Linked DNA regions of Homo sapiens: region 2 is linked to region 1. Evidence: chromatin loops called from intact Hi-C (ENCODE). Cell type or tissue: B cell. All regions are shown on one strand.

What was found. Peaks named below come from ENCODE experiments on the same cell type or tissue, not always from the same donor. Only the 100,000 strongest peaks of a DNase experiment are listed, where the experiment ranks them.
Region 2: a loop joins it to region 1, with 5 times the contacts of the local background. A loop is called at or near these places in 3 of 110 quality-filtered maps.

Annotation. Positions count from the first base shown.
Region 1 is chr6:150,417,333-150,419,832 of GRCh38, forward strand. No RefSeq gene overlaps it. Among named protein-coding and RNA genes, the nearest start is that of IYD, 50 kb to the left of the region's middle. RefSeq lists enhancers at 1,500-2,068, 1,761-2,055, 2,069-2,500. In B cell, CTCF peaks have their summits at 980 (motif pointing right), 1,184, 1,910 (motif pointing right) and 2,115; DNase peaks (open chromatin) are centred at 1,039 and 1,899; H3K4me3 peaks cover 1,345 bases; H3K27ac peaks cover 1,191 bases; H3K27me3 peaks cover 312 bases.
Region 2 is chr6:150,630,517-150,633,016 of GRCh38, forward strand. All of the region lies in intron 1 of PLEKHG1 (pleckstrin homology and RhoGEF domain containing G1), which reads left to right. Among named protein-coding and RNA genes, the nearest start is that of PLEKHG1, 32 kb to the left of the region's middle. RefSeq lists an enhancer at 1,416-1,495. In B cell, no CTCF peak of the experiment used is centred here; DNase peaks (open chromatin) are centred at 1,265 and 2,405; H3K4me3 peaks cover 1,651 bases; H3K27ac peaks cover 2,500 bases.

The sequences.
Region 1 (2,500 bases):
TTTCCATTTCTCTAACATTTCCAAAGGTTATAGAGGGTTCTGGCCCCGCCTTGCTCCCCTCTTAGCCTAGCTGTTTTACCACTCTGTACATTGACGTTTTTATAGATCTACATGAAGTGTGCAGTTATTCAAAACAACTTGTAACATAAACTATGACTATTCCTTCCCTGGAGATCTGGAGGCTGTTTTCTAATTTTTCTTCCCTGAGTTTCTTGTGGCTCTCGTACTGTGATTGCCATTGAGGTCCCCGCAGTTGAGAATGTGAGTGGCTCAGCAGGGAACTGCACAGAACTGGGGATACTTGCGAGCTGGGAACAACCTTAGGTGGGCACTGGTGGCCTCCAGAACGCAGATGAGAGAGCAGGGGATTCCAGGTAGAGGAAGAGAGATCACAAGCTGGTGTGGCTGGGCTCCAACTTTAAAGCTAAAATGATCAAAGATCCCCAAAATTTCAGAGCAAGAAATATGGGGAAGTCAACGTTATTGTGTGAATAACATCAGCCTTTGGTTGGTTGATGGATGGCTATTGAGTTTGGGGGTTCTTCTGTGATCTTATTAGTTGCTACAGATATTCTCAGTATCTCTTAGCACCTTGTAAACAGAGGAAAGAGAAGCCTGCATCTCCTCTCCTCAGCAGATAAACATCTGGGGACAGTGACAAAGCCCACAGACCCTGATGGTGTCTTTGATATACAGCCACAATACGCATTTTGACACCGAGTAGATGCTTTTAGATGATGAAATCAGTGGTTTGAATTGAGGCATTTGTGTGAAGTTCATGAGCTTTCATGCCATGATTGGCTTAAGTAATTCAGAACTAGCTGCGTGTGGGTGCCGTGGAAATACTCTTTCAATCTCTTTCTTATTGGGCCATTTTTGTGCAAAAGAAATTGCTGTTTTAATGGCAAAACCAGCAATTACTTTTGCACCTACCCAAGAGTTCATGGGATATTCAAAGCAATTTTCCGAACTGTATCCTCCAACTCGAGGCAGTTACTGTGAAACCACTAGATGGCACAGTCATGCTAGATGTAATCAAGACTTCAGCAGAAATGAAAAAGTGAGTCTTGCTAGATTACTTCATCAGATACTTAAGCTGTAGTTTACTTCCCCTCTCCAAAATTTTTCTACGTGTTAGTAATTTATGTCTTCCAGATCGTGTAAATACAGATGTGTTAGACTTAGTCATCTAAATCAATTGTTCAGTGACTACAGCCAAACTATAAAAAATGATTACTTCTCTTTGTTTTCAGTTCAAGTATTTTTACTATTCCTTTGCCACACATTTATTTTTCATACAGTTACATCAGCGCCCTGGGTCCCTTTTCTTTTGTACACATAGTGATAGAGAGGGAAATTACTCATCTCCAACGTCCTGGAAATTGTTTTCCAGCGCATAAATTTCCTAGCCCTCTGAAAGATGTCAATCATTTTCTTTAGCAGGGCATTAGGGAACTCCAGCTTTCCGAAAGATGTTAGGAAAGAAATGTCATGTCCGAAGACACAAAGTAAATGATTACTTTCTTCACCCAGCTTTATTTGTCATTTGTCTTAAAAAAAAAAATAGGAGAAGTGTTTTATTCACAGTCAGAGGCTAGGGCAGCAAGACAAGGCACGTTAGTGAGGCTGTAAATACCACTGTGTCCACGTTCACTTAACACAACGCCATCTCCCAGCGCAGCCCCAGCCCCTCTGCACCCCCCGCCCCACTGCACCCCTTAATGCCAGAAACACTCAGGCCCCCCGAAAGTTTAGTAGGGCTGCATTTAGAACAAGTCCAGAGCCAACAAAGGAAAATAGTGGAAGACACTTAGGAGGGAGAAGAGAGAAATGAAATTTATTTAGCCCGAGGTCCCCACGCCATGAATGTGGCCAGCAGGGGGCTTCTCGTGCGGACGCTCAAAGCCGGAAGAGCCAGCAGGCACGGAAGCCCTCGTGGGAGCCGGGAGTTCCATGGCGAGGCCCCCCGCTGCTGCCCCAAGAAACGCTTGGGTTTGAGATCTCAGGAAACACGGAGAGCCCCCACTGCGATGGTGACGGCCCTGGAGTGGGTGGTGCTAAGGAAAGGGCAGCACACCCTTGAGGGCGGGAAGTGAATGGGGTGAGAGTTGGCACTGCTGGCCATGTTTTCCTCCATTTCCTTATGGGACTCAGTTTCCTCAAAGGAAGAACCAAAATGAATAAAGTCTGATATGGTTTGGCTGTGTCCCCACCCAAATCTCACCTTGAATTGTAGCTCCCATAATTCCCACATGCAGTGGGAGGGACCCCCTAGGAGGTAATTGAATTGGGAGGGTGGGCCTTTTCCGTGCTATTCTTGTGATAGTGAGTAAGTCTTATGAGATCTGATGGTTTTATGAAGGGCAGTTCCCCTCCACACGCTCTCTTGCCTGCCTCCATGTAAGATGTGTCTTGGTTCCTCTTCGTCCTCTGCCATGATTGTGAGGCCTCCCCAGCCACATGGAACTGTGAGTCAATTAAACTTCTTTCCTTTATAAAT
Region 2 (2,500 bases), 210 kb after region 1:
TATCTGAGTACAGTTGACACCATTTTCTGAGGTTGTGAATATGGGAAAAGCAGGTTAGCAACGGGGAGAAACTGAGAATTATGCTTTGGCTACGCTAGGTCTGAAAGATGCATCTCAACTTTAAGTGGTGATGCCAGGTAGGTACGTGGATGTGTGAACCTGGTGCTCAGGAGAGGGGGCCGGTGTGGAAATACACACCTGAGAACTATCAGCAAATCAATGATATTTACAATCACCGGGCTAGATGAGGTATCAGAGTGAGATAGAGAAGAGGTCAGGAGGCTGATCTCAGGGCACCCCAGCACTTGGAAGATTCGGCCCAGGAAATGGGGAAGGAGCTGCCAGCAAGGAAGGAAAGCCAGGAGCCCATGGCTTTCCAGAAGCTCAGTGGAGAATGTGCATCCTAGCAGCTGGAAAGTAAAGACAAGGAGAGTCGATCATTGGATTTTGCAGTGAGAAGGTCATTGGTGGCCTTGATAAACCGTTTCGATGGAGTGGAGGGGGCCAAAGTCTGATGATCCTTCTTAGAAGGGAATGCTAAAGCTGAAGCTCTCAAAGATTTGAGCAAATACTGTGGAAGAGTAAGAGAGCCAAGAAAATCTATGCCCAGGAATCCACAAGCTCACTTGTGGAGCAGAGGTTTCTGCATCTTCTGTGGCTGTGTCATCTCAAGGCTTCTAGATCCTCCAGCCTGTTTGAAATAAATATATACAGCAGCTCCAATTTTTCAATTCCTGTCTCTCTCTCTCTCAATCTGTGTCTTTGAATTAAAACCACGAAACCAGTTCCACCTTTTTTCCATCCAGCACCCTCCTCCCCAGGTCTGCGTTTTAGGCAGCTTTTCAGGTGATGGACAGACAGGACTGTGGGGAGTGATGCAATGGGTGCTGCTGTCCTTTGGGGGACACCCCATCCCCTACACACAGGGAGTATTAGGACCTTGAAAGCCCAGCATGACAGCCACACCTTACACCTAGTGGAGTCGGACAGAGTCTTGTGGCTTGGACGCTGATCATAACAGAAGCATCTTTAGGTCAATATGCTGGAAGTAACTGAACAACACTGTGCAGTTCAGTTACCTGTAGGAAAACTTGCAGTAAGACTTGTAGGAAAATAAAAGTTCTAACCTTGCATTTCAGAACTCTTCTTTACCTGCTACAGTGGATTCGGGGGTTCCCCTTCCCCTTGCTGGCAACCGCTCCCCACCTACAGATGCTTCAGAGCATCCGTAGAGCACGGTTGGGTTCCCAAGGAGGGGAACAGAGGGTAGGACAGAGCTGGGGGAGGAGAAGAGGATGTGGGCTAGTGGAGGGCTGCGAGCAAGTAAGGAGAAGCCCCAGGGAACTGGGCATGGGGAACTGGGCATCAGGCTTTCTAGCGGCCTCCTTCCTGCTAGTGCTGTCCTGCCCCGGGGGCTGGCTGGCTGCTTCCTCGGCCACTGCCACCAACCTGTCCACCAGAGCTTCTAGGCTTTCTGGCCTTCTGAGAGAACAGTCTCACAACTTCAGGACTCTGGTTCCTACAACAAGCACGCGGCATTTGGCATTTTCTGAAGAATTTTTGCTACAAGTAGCAAAAGGTCAACAGTTTAAAATTTGCTCCTAAAAATGTGCATGTCGTAATGTTCAGTGAAAAAAGGAAAAGGTCAGAGTACACGAAATTGTTTAATCTCCATTCTCTATTATAAACACACAAGCAAAGCTGGAAGAAATCACCAGGGTATGGGCCACGATTGTCTCTGGCTTACAAGTGATGGTTTTTCCTTGCTTTTCTTTATTCTCTGGACTTTTTTTAACAGTAGGGAGTTGTGATTTTTATAACTTGAAAAGTAAATGTAAAGATTTCTTCCAAAGTTTGTCTTTTTGTCTGCTTTTATCATCGGCCTTGGCCAACCGGACACACCTAGGGCTGCTCTCAGGGCCTTGGGTGTCTATGGAGGACAGTCAGACTTGGTGGCCTGGGCCTTGGTCCTGGGCAAGGTGGGCAGGTTGGAGAGGCCCCCAGGCGAGTGTTGCCTGCATTGGCCATACCCCTCTACCTGGCCTCTCCCGCTTCCTCCATGCCCTGTTCTCAACAGGATGGCAGGAACACATGCAGGCTGGTAACAAATGTCCTAGGGCCATTATTCAGGAGCAAAAAACAAAGGAGAGAATAATTTCACAAACATCTATTCTTACATGGGCAGTCTTGGTGACAGGATACTGATAGTTAAAAGACAAGGAATGGGTAATTGAGGAGAACTTTAACTTCAAGTGATGTTTTAAAGAATACTTTATAAGACCTTCTGCCGTGAAATGATACATGTCACTAATCGCTGGTTTAATTTGCCAAAAAGTTTCTGGGGAAACGAGCTTGAGGATCAAAGACTAAAATTTGCATATATGTCTAGTATGATTTCATTTGAATTTCCCCTTTCTAACTTAGCTGATATTTTGCTAATGACTTCTGTAGTTTCGCTTTTAAAACTGTTCTGTGAAAATACCTTATGCAGTGCTTTCTT